Regions from separate parts of the Mus musculus genome. Here region 1 is linked to region 2. A link is a loop called in an ENCODE intact Hi-C map of the cell type or tissue named here. Cell type or tissue: left cerebral cortex. All regions are shown on one strand. Each heading gives the region's core, and the rest is flanking DNA. Links, peaks and the distances in the headings are about the cores only.

Region 1 (6,355 bases), core at 1,356-6,355, 1.3 Mb before region 2:
GACTCAACTTTTAATGGAAGTTACTCTTCTTCCCTCTTCAGCCCTTCCCTCTGCAACCTCCTGGGCACCAAGTTTTCAACAGTATGTTCCTTCATCAGACCATGCATTTATGACACAGAAGGAACATATCAAAAGACTCAGGTTTAACAGGTATTGATCTGAAAGGCTATTTATTTTGAACATTGACACAGTGAAGACTTGAATGTCTAGAATACAAATAATTCTCTCTTTGAGGGTCCTGAGGAATTACAGCAAGTGGTGTAGAGTAATGAATGTTTGTAATTCACTAGCTGCTATTTTAAGATGCAAAGCACACCATGACATCAGTGATGTTCTTTTGAGTCTCCACGGACAGCCTATTACAATGAAAGCACTTGGGGAAGAACAGAGCACTCCAATATATATTTGTTGAAATTCCAGTGTTTTGACAATGACGATTTAGTAACATTTCATAATGTATAGAATGATGAAAAATACCCCTAGATTGGCTTTAAAAGTACAGGTTTTCTGTATAGAAACTGATCATGAAATTTTAGTAGTAACATTTCTATACCAAAAACTTCTGAATGGCCCTTAACATGGATTTAGTAAACCTTTAAGAAAACAAGCAGTATTTACTCAAATAACACTTTCTCCCTCTGAAAGAGGAAATAGCATTTTAACTGCTTCTTTTCTTTTCTCACTTTCTATCTTCCTTCAGCTCCTAGACAACAAAACAATGGCCCTTTCTTCCTGTGGAAGGGAAAACTCAATAAATACAAATGGCTACGGGGCCTCAGAGCAGAGAAATTATGGCTTTCCAAGAACTTCATTTTTCCCTCATGAAGAAACACATTTGAAAGGGACCTTTCCCAACACACTTTAAAATCAGGCATATTTCAATGAAATTATTCTTTGGGCAATGCTAAACATTGCTGACTGATAAATGAGACCCAAATAATTAAGTTCTGTTCTTTTACAATCGAGATTTAGTGTAGTCATCAATCTGGGGAAGAATTTAGAGTCTGGAGACTTTGGAAGATGAACAAGCTACTAACTGAAATTGGTCATGTGGGGAGGTGGTTAAATGAGTACTCAGCTTAAACATAGCTGTGGATAACTTTCATGTCTTAATCTTCATTAGAACGTCACTGATTCATTGCTCATTTGTTCCCACAATAACTTGGACACAGTGAGAAAACAAGCAAAAGAAAAAAAATAATAATTCAGTGCACCCAAAGAGCATCATGGTGAAAATAAGGTTTAACAGTAGGCTCTAGGAAAAGTTCCTTTTAAATAGGAAAAGCACAAGGAAAGCAATGTTATTATGGAAAGCATGAAGGATATAAACATTAAAAGTGATAGGAATGAGAGAAGGAGAACACACAATACTTTGCATGGGTGTCTGTGGCCTGAGATGCCTGCCCAGGTTTCCAGTGCTATTTATCATCTACCCAATTCACACTTGCAGTCTTAGAATCAGACATACAGCTTTTGTACATTAAGCAACACCCACACTGCTCCACCTATCCCTTCTCCCTCCAAACGCAAAAAAAGCTATATCCAGAGAGATGTTCACATGAGATATTTTTCCCTGGGCTGAACTCCAGGTTTCAGCAGACAATGCACTTAGCAGGTCATGGGCACATTAAATCCAGGGAGAAGCACAGTGGTGTTTCTTAGTAACTACTGATAATCACAACCAACTACAGATACATAATGCATATGCATAAACATGTGTGCATACAGTACTTACATGAAATTATATTTCAATATCTTTTGCTAAGGGATGTGCACATTAGAAAAAGGAGGAAGGAACGCATCCTTAGCTCAGGGACTAAGGCACTGAGATGGTGAACAGGTGAGATCATTGTCATTTCAGTACTGGGGGGAAAGCCAAATAAGGACAAGTATGCTATCGCGAAAGAAAAGGGTTTGCTCAAGATGTCCTGAGCTCCCTAAGGAGAGGAGGAAGAAGAGGCTCCCTCGGCCTCTGTCTCTCAGCCCACTTACATCCATAAATGTTAACATCAATGGGAGCCATGGACTCGAAACCACTGTGTGGGCATATGTACAGAGGAAATTACACTTTGTTTATTAAAGGAGACTCCTCTCCCAGAACCATGCAATCTTACTACTTGAAGGTGCAAAAATGATTGCACATCCATAAAGGGAGAGCTGGAGAGGGTAGGGGGGAAATAAACCCCGCCCAAGAACCTTTAAGGAAATAGGTGCTAGCTGGAGAAAATAGCTAGTTGCCCAAAATGCTTAAAACTCCACTTTCATTATTCTGAAAACAATTTCAGTCCAGGAGGGAGATTCTGCTTCTTAAGCTCCATTCGCTATGCTGGCTGGCAGAATCAGTCAGATCTAAGTTTTGCACTCACGCATGGTCTCTGTTGTTGACTACTCTCGCTCTCTGAACCAAGAAGTCCCTTTCCAAAATGGGTAAGTCCACTCCGACCCTCACTCCTCCAAGTCACCACTTTTATTAACCTGTGAGCTGTGTCTGTGTAGCCGAGCCCGGCCCCAGAACAGTCACCGGGAACAATGAGCCAGAGGAGGGACCCACCCAATGAGCACCTGCTTGCGGGCGCTCAAGCCTGGGCGCTGGGCGCGGGACGCTCAGGGCCTCGGGTTCTGGTTCCCTACCCTGCTCCTCCAGACCCCAAGAAAAGCCTGAAAGCAGGTGGTTACCGGCATCAGACTCGGCGCTCCCAGCTCCCAAGTCAGTCTTGCCTCCCAACACCCACCAGTTAGAGCCTCTGTACCTAAAAAGAACACAAGCCCAGGGGGGGGATACCGGGTGGTCCAGCCACCACCACCCACTGGCCCGGGCTCTGGAACGCACCGACGCCCTGTGGTCCGCACCGAAATTCCCAGGGCTGTGGGGTGGAGAGAGGTGGAGCTCGGAGCCTTAAAGTGGCTTCCTCTGGCCCGCCCCCGGCCTGGCAGGGCTCTGGGATCCGGTAAGACACAAAAGATGGGCAATATCAGAGCCTGCCACTGTGCCGTCGCCGGGGTGAGCGGCGGGGGCCTCGGGCGGGTCCATGCCACCTCTCCCCACTGTCCGTTCCTGCTCCCTGGTCCTAATCCTGGTTCCCTAGTCCCATCCCCTGCTCCCTGGTTCTCATCCCCTCTTTCTAGTTTTCTTCCCAGCTCTTGGGTTCCTATCCCTGATCCCCAGGTTCCGCCCGCTGCGGGAGCATCCCTGGACGCCGCTGAGCCCCGCGCGCTTTCCGGGAGCTCGAGTGGGCAGCGAAAGGCGCGGGTGGCGGAGACGAGAAACACTTACTTGCCGGGAAGGCTGAGCACCTCTTGTTTCTCACTCGTAGGTGTCCAGCTTCGGGGCCCCCGCGAGGTCGCTGGCACAGCTTGGAGCTGGGCACTTGGCGAGCCCGGGACACCCTAGTAGCCGCTCAGCTGCGCGCTGTCAACGCACCAGGCACAACAAGGCACCATCCACAGCCCCAGGCCTCTGTCCCGCTCTCCCACGTCGCCGCTCCAGGCAGACCACACCCTGTCACCCCCGCAGCCCTCCACTCCTGCCTCTTTGACACTTCACCGGTTACTCCGCCGCCCGGCGTCCTCCCACCCCCTTAGCCCACGTGCTTCTGCGCTCGCTCCCGACTCCAACTTCCCCCGCTGGTCCCCGCCCTCCTGGGAACCTCTGGACTCAGGCTGGTAGGTGTTTGGATCTCCCACAAGCCCACCTAGGTCCTCCGATTGATGGTGTCACTGCGATGGTGTCACATACGCTGTGTATAATGTGTGAAGATGTATTTTTTTGTTGAGCCATGCATTACTTTTAATATTAGAGAGGTGTATTTATTCCCAGGTTTTAATCACTGAGCAATCACTGGCCTTGGTAGAGACTATCAGGCCAGCTGTTTCCACTTGCCATTCTAAAGTTCCTGCTTAGCTTGTCATTTCCTATTATCCTAGTATGTATGTATGTATGTATGTATGTATGTATGTATGTATGTATGTATGTATGTATGTATGTATTCTTTTAAAATAAATATCTTATTATTTACTCTTTCTCTTTCCAGCAAAGTTTGAAGTTGTTTTCTGAGGGCTCCCTCCCCCTCGGTCCAGCCACAAAGACTCTAGGAAAAATTTCATCTCTCCCTGTTATAACTCTGTCAGCAGACTCTAGTATAATCCTCAAGATATAGTATATATTCACAAATGCCCCTAAATGCCCTTCAATTATGATGACAAACTTTGGTCATTTTCTATCACACTGAAATGAGGAGTTCAAATACATGCTTGGCTGTATCCCAAACACCAGGTCCTGGAGAAAGCCAGGGACGTTTTACCTTTGGCTGAGTGATTTCTCATTCTATGATGAGGTTTAGCGGGGTTAATAACTGGTGATCACTAAATGTGACACTTTTAAGCTTTCTTTAGAGACTGGACTCTAAGTCTCTCACACATGCCCAATCTGGCCTTTCTTTACACAGTGCTTGAATGTCCACCTGCCCAGCCACAAACTGTTTTGGTACCACCACCACAGAAAGCCACCCAGACTCTTCTTTCTTTAAAATAAAATTACTTTTTTTTTCTTTTACCTCTTCTTATTTTAGTCTCAATCTCTTGACTAAGGGTTTTAAGAAACAAAACAATGATCTCTTAAACATCAGATCTCTGTTGCACCATTTGTCTTAACTCACATATAAAAATGATTTGTTTTTATCTTGCCCCCAGCCATCCACCCCCAGAAAACCTTAATACTTAAGTTTCTCCCTCGAAACTAACAACACTTCATGCTTATTAACCTACAGAGACCATCCATGAATCAGCACTGCTCTAAGCAATCTGCTCATTAGATATTTTATAGATGACACCAGGAGAAGGGGAAGGGACCAAAAATTAACCACCAATTACTACAGCAAGAACCAAGTTCCCAGCAATCTACTTGGTCTTAACCAGCACAGGACATGCCTTACCACAATGTCTTATACTCAATAAGTAATAAATGGTTCAATATAATCCATATGTATTCATCCACATTTAGCTGCATTGCCGGAAACTGAGCAGAAGTCTGAGTGGACTATTGAGACAGAATTGGTCACAGATATTTGCTACCAGGTTACAAACTCTCAGTGATGTCATGGGCACTATCACCTGCATTTAAAACATGGGCTACTCATGATCCATCTTAGCATTTCAGAATGTCTGGTTGGAACAACTCAGCCTTCAGATTTGGATTCAAGGTCCCTCATGATCTGTGAGAGACACCTCTGTTAAACTGATTTTGATTTAGTCCACTGCCAGGCAAAGTTTTGACTTCTGGAAACCTGGCTTCTGGCAATGCAATCTTCAAGTCATAGACAGAGCTGCAGACACCAAAGACAGTCATGTCCCAGTTCCCTGGAACCTGTAAATGTGGCCTATGATGACACATGACTTTGAAGATGTTGTTAAAATTCTTCAGATGGAAAGATTATCTTAGCTTTTGGGGACCCTAAATGAGACCACATGGTTTCAAGAATAGGAGTCAAGAGAAGAGTTAATACAGAAAGGAGCAAAATGTATTTGAAGGCAAGGATTACTGCAATGTAGCCACAAGCCAGCCAGCCACAGAGGACACCAGGAGACAGAAGAGGCATAGAAAAATGAGTCTCTTACACAGATCCTGGGATCTATGTTGGTTTCTATCCAGTGAATGGGATTTTGGAAATATGGCTTCTAGGGCTGCTGTATAGCAGTCTCCTCCAAGATCAAAACATTCAGAAAAGCACCCTAAGTAAGAGATAAGCAACACCGCTCCCACAAAATAGATTCTAGAATTCCCTGATACTAACCAGATTCTCTAGGTCATTCTCTGCCAGACTAAGCAGAGCCCAGGTGCAAAGAAGGCCCTCAGCCAAGAGGAGATGCCTGGTAGAGGTTTAGATGCATGGAGGCACCTGGAAGGACACTCTCCGACTTGAGCTGGCTGCAGACTGTGCAGTGTGCCTGAGTTCCCAGCTTCATGAGATGTTACCCGTGCTGGGATGAGCTGGGGTGAACAGATAGGTGCATTTTATATCCCCAGCAAATGTTTTGTCACATAACAAGGACTAACCCAAAGTAAATTTATAGTACTTTATTATAGCATCTAAAGGAAACAAATTCTGGAATATGGGAGGTGTCTTTACATCTTCATGGGGCAAAGAATCAGAAGATTTCTCAAACAATTAGACATTGTCCTTTTCAGTAGGGGGGGCAACCAGCTATTGAGGGCAGACAAAGGATTGGCTCCCAGACATTGACGAAGGAGTTACATAATATCCTTCTGATCTAGATGTTGCTGTTTTATTTCTTTAAAAAAATACAAATAATTTTATTCAAATATTCAAGTATTTAAATTTTTATATCAGCTATCCAA
Region 2 (8,329 bases), core at 1,954-6,953:
GAAATTACCCAAGGAGCTGAAGGGGTATGCAATCCTATAGGTGGAACAATATGAACTAACCAGTACCCTCAGAGCTCGTGTCTCTAGCTGCATATGTATCAGAAGATGGCCTAGTCAGCCATCATTGGCAAGAGAGGCCTCTTGGTCTTGCAAACTTTATATGCCCCAGTACAGGGGAACGCCAGGGCTAAGAAGTGGGAGTGGGTGGGTAGGGGAGCAGGGCGGGGGGGGGAGGTAATAGGGAACTTTTGGGATAGCATTTGAAATGTAAATAAAGAAAATATCTAATTTTTAAAAGGCGAAAAGAAGAGAAGAGAAAAGGAAAGGCAAGGCACAAGTGGCCAACCCTCAAGCATGCTCCCTGGGCCGACCTGACAGTGGGCGCCACTCACACTACCCTCTCCCTTCACTGTACCCTATATTTCTCACCACAGCAATCTATTGTCTACTTGGTGTGTGATATAAGGAATGGGGGGCATCCTGCATTCCAGCCGTTAGCACTGTGTGGGGCACACAAGGGAACCTGCTAATTATACTACTGTGTGGCATTTTGTATATTTTTAATCATCATAAGCCCCTCTGACACAGTATTGCCACCTGTTGACCTTCGGCAAAATAATCACCTTCTCGATACTTCCTCTTTCTCTTCTTGGACATGGAGGTGGTATTGTCTACTTGGTGTGTGATATAAGGAATGGGGGGCATCCTGCATTCCAGCCGTTAGCACTGTGTGGGGCACACAAGGGAAGCACAATAACTGAAATTAAAACTGAACTCTGTGAAAGAACTAAAACTATCTCCTAAATGAAGCAAAGGATGGGAGAATGCATGGAGAGTGTTGGCAACGTTAGAGACAACATCCCCTCCATCCCACCTGCTCTTCTGTAGAGTGAGCTGGTATGGTACCACCAAGAGAGAGATCCGGACTCCTGCCTGGACACAAGCAATCCCTGTGATTTCTTGATCAGTAACATACAGCATGAGTGACTGCGCATTTCTGACACAGCCTTCAGCCTTCCTGGGAACTTCTACTCCCTGCCTGTAAGAAGCCAGCCACCAGAAAAACACCCTAAGGATCTTAAGACCAGTGGAGAGGGACTAGAGAATAAGAAGTCGTGTACAGAAGGAAAGACAAAATGCCCCTCTGCCATTTGGCTCACTGGCACCCAGTAACCCAGTCACCAAACTTACTACAGTTCTAAAGGATGCTCAGACTCATCTATAAGTGAATCCCAAATGGGCAGTGATTATGCATAAAGATGATAAAAGTGATCTCCTTTTATCATCTAACTCCAAGAATTAAATGAAGATATCTAGACTCTGTAGAAATTAGTTATGTAATTAATTAGCAATGTCTGCCTAGGACAGGAGTTGAAACACTCCTGACAGGCATTGAAAACTGTATGTGCGACTTCAGGCCATGGTTTCTCATTCACTGTTGCAAAATTGTGTGCCGTCAGTATTTCCTATAAATTTCTTTAAATATAAATTAACATTTGAACACCTACAACTCTTGAACTTTGTTCAAATCTATTTCCATGAACTACACATTTCCTTTCTTTTTAAATATTGTTTTTATTCTAAGTGTATGAGGGAAACTTTGCCTGCACGTGTGTGTATGCTGACCATGGAAGTCATAAGGGGTGCTGGATCGGGAGTTACAGGTGGTTGCGAACTACCATGTTTGTGCTGGGTTCAAGTCTGAGTCCTCAGAAAAAATAAGTTTTGTTTTGTTTTGCTTTGTCTACTAAGCCATCTCTCTAACCCCCACAGATATTTTGCAGACCAGCTAGAAAATGAAGAAACTGATTTTAAGTAAGGCTTATGACCATAAATCCATCAATAAAAAAAAATGGCTGAATCAGACTTAACTTCAAGCCACAAGAGCTTCTTATATACATTCATGAAAAATTCACACACACACACACACAATTAATTTTTTAATTTTGTATTTCATTAACTGTGAAATCATAAGTATAAGTTAAAATTTTTTAGCAACGCAGTCATTCATCTAATTAAAGTACACACAAAACCCTACACATATAAAAATACAGTTCTCTCATTCAAGAGAGAACATGCCAGAGGTCCCTTCCTCCACACCCCAACCTGAACCATCTCAGCTGCTCTGAAATCTAGAGGGCTCAGTCTAGAGCCAAATGGAAACCTCTGCTATCCCTTGGAGCCTTATGCTGTTACAGCAGCGTACTGTGATCAATTAACCAATCTTATTCAGTTCCATGATCCCAGTTATCTTACAAACCAACCCCATCCCCTTATCTAGGCACGAGGCATCTATCCCACCAAGAGGATTCATCCCACACAAGGGCAAAACCAAATGAAATGGTCAAATTCTTGGCTTTTGCCTTCAAGAGGTAAAGTTCAGGTTGGATTGTTCTGCCTGATTAATATCAGACCATGCACAGTGCAGCAAAATTGAATCAGAACCATCAGTGGCTTGGCTTAAGACAAATTATTTAGGATCAGCTCTCCGTCTTTTAGCAACATCCTCAGAACATACCAGTGAAGGTCAATAGGCAGAAGAGAAAATGGATAGCTTACGCTTTTAAATGCTTAGCTTATATATCAGTCTGTTACAGCTGTCATAACAAACTACTGAAGTCTTGACTCAACAATAGAAATTTATTGCACTGGGGTCTGGAAACCAGGAGTTCAAGATCAAGGTGTTAGCAGATTCAGTTGCTGCTAAGGCATCTCTCTTTGGCTTGCAGATGGCTGACCTTTCTCTGTCTTCATTGGTTCCCTTCTCTGTGTGTATACACCCCTAGTGTTTCTCCCTCTTCTAATGGCAACAGGCACATTGGACTAGGACCCCATTATTACAACATCTTTAACCTTCATTTCCTCCTCAAAGGCCTCATCTCCAAATATAGTCCCATTGGGTGCTAAGATTCAGTTCCTAACATCCTAAGGTCCTATTTAAATTTTACTGACTAGAAGACACCTAATTGATAAGAGGTTCTAAAACCCTTCAGCTCCAAGTGTACCTGGAAGGAGAGAAGAATCAGGCAAGAACAATCACTTGCCATCTCAGCCTCAGAAGGCAAGACAAGAAGATGAAAAAAAAAAAAAAAAAAAAAAAGAAGATGGAGAACAACAAATAACCTGTGACTGGGCACACAGTCCTCACACTCCCCATCCTATGGTGATAGAGAAGGCAGAACAAAAGGCACTGGGGGAAATTGGTAAACGGCACTCATCTGGTGGCACCAGGTAGACTAGACACGGAAGACAGCATCCAGGGATGTTCTCGCCTGCTTTACCTGTGTTTGGGCAATGATCCCCAGCTCTGGGGAGACGGAAATGGAAACTGAGTCAGCTATGAAAGTCCCCATCCCTTCCCATGTGGGAGCTCCAACAGCTGGTGTTTAGGAGCCATGTGTAGGTACTGTTACCTTCTGGAATCTGGATAGAATCTATATCCATCAGTGGCCAACATATTGCACACTGCCCATCCCAAAGGTCTTGTGCCCACAGTTGGTAATTATCTGGCTACTCCAATAGGAGAAACACACACACACACACACACACATACACACACACACACACACACACACACACACACACACACACACACAAAATTTCCTAACAACTGAGGGAGAAAAAGAACCTTCATCAGCCGTTCTCCTCATCCATGGGACTGAATGGAACGGCTCAAGATTTCCCCACAGGCCAGAGGGAAAGTAAATTACTCTCATATATTAAGAGGCACCAAACTAACAATTGTCAACTCTAGAAATGCCACAGAGCCATCTACTGGTTATCAGTAAGGAAACAAACAAAAGTGTTCATCTGAAAACAGTGAATATGGGGGAAAACCAAAAATAAATTCAACCCTAATAACTTCATTATAGAAATGTGATGGGAAGTGTCACCTCATTCCCTTCGCCACTAGGAAATCTATGAGACATTGAAAGTCAGCCGTGCCTTTAGTAAATGTGGTTAGGGAATTTGAATTGTATCTGTCCAGGAGGTCATTAAGGTCCCATTCTCTCCATTCCACACGTTCACATCCTATGCACATAAAACACAGATTCACTTTATGAAATCTGAAACACGCAAGTTTAATTAAGGAATCTGAAATCCCACAGTGTGGCTGACAAATGATACAGTTAGCGCCCAATTTTCTGCTATTAAGTGGATCGGCACTACAGCCACAGAGCTTGGCAACAAAGAAAATTTCCCAGAGACCTGGGTTAGGGACCAGGTGCGGGTAATAAAGGCCCCACTCAAGCAGGGGCCTGCTTTTAACAGCAAACTGAATTCAGAAAGTGATCGAAAATAGCAAGTAGCCTTGAAGCCTACAAGCCAATCCCTCACCCCCCAACCCAAACCAAACCCACATATACACAGGCCCAAAGCGCGATGCTAATGTGGTTTATGCTTCCAAGTACAAAACCAAGAAAGGCCTCCCAAGCAAAGAAATGCTCTAAGAAACACCTTGGGGTCATTTTCATAGCTTATGGGCAGAATTCCAAAGCCCAGTCCAGGACATGATCCAGCCTGCGGTGAAATGCTACATTTGAGCACAGAACGGCTGACCTTCCGTTTAGGGTCAGAAATCGGCTAATCTGTTTCTCAGACTTGCTTTGCAGAAGCTGAGCAGATAGGATGAAATTTAACTGAAAAGATGCCAGACGCCTTGTCTTCCTTCCCCTGGAAATCTTAAAAGTTGCCTGGAAGACCATGCGCCGAGCTCACAGCGCCACCTACAGCTCTCTAGGCGCAACTCATCACGGCCCTGTTCAAAGGCTGTCCTGGAGAGCGGAGAGCCTCTTAATCTTAAGATTAACAGGTATTATGTTTATTTGGGGATGTGTGAGGGTGGAGAACACCGCACGAAGGAGGCTTTGTCGCTGATGGGTTATATGCCTGATTGATTATATAGTTTGGGGAATTTGTTAACAGCTTCTAAACACATGGTGGTTTTTCCTCCAAGACCTGTTTCAAGAAGTCACCAAGATATACAATCAATCAGACATGATTGTCAAGAGCATTTGACATTGAAATATGATGTGTAACAAGCAGTCGTTCATCTCCTTCGCTGAAATTACTAAAGAAGCTCTGAGGTATAGAATGAATCCTCAACATTGCAGAAGGTGGAGTTGGGTGTGGTCACAGCTGAGAGCTCTGAAAAGGACTCTGCAGTCACCTTCCCACCAGTTCCTCCTCCGTCTGAAGACTACCCTCACTGGGATTTGAGTGAGTGTGTGTGTGTGTGTGTGTGTGTGTTGTTGTTGGTATGTGAGTGTGTGTTTTGGGGAGTGTGTGTTTTGGGAGTTTGTGTGTATGTGTGTGTTGTTGTGTACTGTTGTGTGTGTTGTCAAACTGTACAAGCTCCTACTATTAAGCCCAGAGGGAGAGAGAAGATCAAAAGAAGAAAAGGAACACAAAGAGGAATTCCTGCCTTTCAGAATGTGTACTGCCAAGCCTTATCCTGTCACTGCACTATAATCAAACTGTAATGCACAGACCCCTGTTTTCTATCAACTCTTACTTGCTCAGAGAAGGAAAAGATCTGAATCAGTCAAAGAAGACTTCATAATGAGTGGAAAATCTGACTTCAGGTTAAAGCTCAAATGTCAAAGGAGAATAATCATGCAGCCACCAGAAGAGATGATATAAGCAAAGTTGTGGAGGTGGAGAAGTGCTAGCTGCGTGCTATGTAAAACAGTGCACACACACACACACACACACACACCAGTCAGAGGCACAGGTGTGATCACACACTGCTCTGCTCTGTCCCCCTCGTATGTTCTTCGCACATTTACCATCACCTGATTTGCATGTGTCTGCACACTCACTTTCTCCCTCCCCGTGGCAAGCTACACAGGAGCAGGATTGTGCTGCTGTTCTTATGCTCGCTGATCTTCTCAGTGGCCAGCTCAGGGGATGGTACTCTAATTTCTAGATAAAGTCTAATTTCTTCTATGGAAGAGAGTTGGAGGGGAAAGTGGGAGGAAGCAAAGGCCTTAGACATCCTCCAAGAAACAGGAGTCATTCAAGTAGATGGCCTAGAGGGGTGGATCCCTGACGCTGGACAAGAAGACTGGGACAATTCTGTTTCCTCCCAGCTACTCAAAAAATAATAACAGTGGCTATGCCTAGGCTGTCAATGCTTAATTGTATGACTGGATATGAAAGAAACAATTGCTCTATGTCACATGCTGATAGTGATGGGTCATACCCTCCAGTAAAATGTAATTCTGAGATCTTAAAGACATGGACAAATTAATGAGCATAAGTCTAGAATGTCCTCTGTCTGAAAGTGTGGAAGTGCTCACAAAACAATGGACACCTGTCAAAAGGACCTGAAACCATCCTGAAAGGGGTACCACTAGCCAAACTTTGAAATGTTAAACTTTAAAGGAAACAGTGATAGTGATGGTTTACCCATTACATAGAGTAAAAATCCATGAGACATTGAAGAAACAGGCTAATCAAGAGATGCTAGGGGAGAGCTCTTCTTCCCAGTGAGTGCCAACTAACAAGTGCAGATGGAATGATGGGAAGAGGAAACCACCCTCTGAAGCCATCATAAAGGAAGTCTCCAGCAATTGATAAGGCTGGTGAATATAGAGCCACACACATCCGTGATCACAATGGGGAAAAAGTGACCCCAGTGAAGAAATGTAATAGAATCCAATTGACTAAGTGCCACGGTGAGAACCAAGGGAGGGGTTGGCATCGTGTGCCTCCCAGTGTGAGCACAGTGACTCCTAAGAATACACAGCTAGCACTAGCCACAGGGGTCTGTCTACCTGGCAGGCCCAGGTAGGCCTTCAGAACGAAAGGCCATTATTCTAAGCTTTTCTAGACCATGCAAGAAATGCTGAGGAGACTTTCCAGGCTGCAGGAAACTAAGGAGATGGGACAACTAACCAAGGAAATGGGGTGCTTGATCTTATACCAGAATGGCAAACATGCCATTGTTGGGAAAGTTGTGTCTACTGATATGAAGACTAGATGGTTGTGGATAGTCTTGGAGCAGAGATGATTAAGACATGGAGTGTTCTAAAACAAGGTAAAACACTGTCCTGCTTGTTGAAGGAAGTAAACAATGAAAAGCTTCAGGGAGTCCTTGGTCCTGACCAGATTCACTGGGGCCCTCCATCTCCAAGCTTCTCTCAGCACTACATGCTCAGACTCCCAGACAAGCTGAGATGCCTGGAAGAAGCAGAGAGCTACAGAGCTTCCAAGAGGACACTCTTCAACCTGTTGGGCTGCCTGCAGAATGTGCAGTAAACTCCAGGTCTCCAGCTTTCATGCTGGGGTGGCCTTTTGGTGATTAGCTGTCTGAGTCATTTCTGCTCTGGTAAGTAACCCCTCACCCATATTCCTGTAAATAACCTGAATAAAACTCACTGGTTGGACCTTGGCAGTATCCTTACTTTGGTCTGTCTTTGGTTCCTAGCCAGAGTAAGTAGGCATTTGTTCATGTCACCCCAGGAATGGTATCACACAACAGATGGAAACATACCAGCATTGTTTATTGTTTTGTTCAAAGGACTGTATGGTAGTTATTTAGAAATTTTGCCTACTCAGGAATGCCTACCTGGCATATTTAAAAAGAATGCAGCATTATGTCTGAAGTTTGCCCTAACATATCTCATTTTAAAACAATAATAATAATAACTATATATAATAACAAGGCTTTATTTTAATTATAGAAGATAGTATATGAAGTCACCTTGCACATGGTCAATCCACACTACCAGTTAGTTATCTCTTCCAAAGAGAGGAAGAAAATGCTAAGGCTTGAGTCTGTTTCTCTTTCCATCATAAGAAGGTGAAGCTCTTGTGATGACCAAGTCCCACTGTCTGGTTAGTAGTAATTACAACAGCTACCTAGCAACATGCAAGTACAATGATAGTTCTTTCCAAATGCCCCGGCACTTTGGGAGCCATAATCTACCTCATTTACCCCCATAGCACTCCAATGAAATAAGCAATTATCATTATTATTGCTGGTATTTGTATGTTATTGTTATGGTTGTTATCTTGATGAAATGGCAGTGCTGGGACCTCAGAGTAGTGCTAAATAAATAATAATTAAAATGATGCTTCACCTTTGCAGACAGAGAAACAAACTCGTACTCATATACCTACAAACTGCGCACCCTGATATTCTCTGGACCACAGAGGCCTCTCCCGTGCCTAAAGGAAAATTCTAGAACTTTGTACACATACAATTTAGAACAGGTCCTCCTGACGTCCACAGTCCAAGGAGTAGGCTATGTGACTTTCAGTACAGGGGTCAACCATCTAGTTTCTACTCTACATTTTCACCCATGCTATCCTTTTTTCTGGA

The links. Hi-C counts contacts between places; a loop is a spot of excess contacts. Peaks named below come from ENCODE experiments on the same cell type or tissue, not always from the same donor. Only the 100,000 strongest peaks of a DNase experiment are listed, where the experiment ranks them.
Region 1: it touches region 2 in a loop (4-fold over the local background); 5 of 42 quality-filtered maps call a loop at or near these places.

Annotation. Positions count from the first base shown.
Region 1 is chr2:124,087,181-124,093,535 of GRCm38, reverse strand. It overlaps a transcript of Sema6d not described here. Among named protein-coding and RNA genes, the nearest start is that of 4930517E11Rik, 40 kb to the left of the region's middle. In left cerebral cortex, for the core only: no CTCF peak of the experiment used is centred there; DNase peaks (open chromatin) are centred at 2,691, 2,903, 3,252, 3,502 and 2 more places; H3K4me3 peaks cover 2,476 bases; H3K27ac peaks cover 1,922 bases.
Region 2 is chr2:122,821,914-122,830,242 of GRCm38, reverse strand. No RefSeq gene overlaps it. Among named protein-coding and RNA genes, the nearest start is that of Sqor, 61 kb to the right of the region's middle. In left cerebral cortex, for the core only: CTCF peaks have their summits at 3,776 (motif pointing left), 4,533 and 4,745 (motif pointing left); a DNase peak (open chromatin) is centred at 4,704.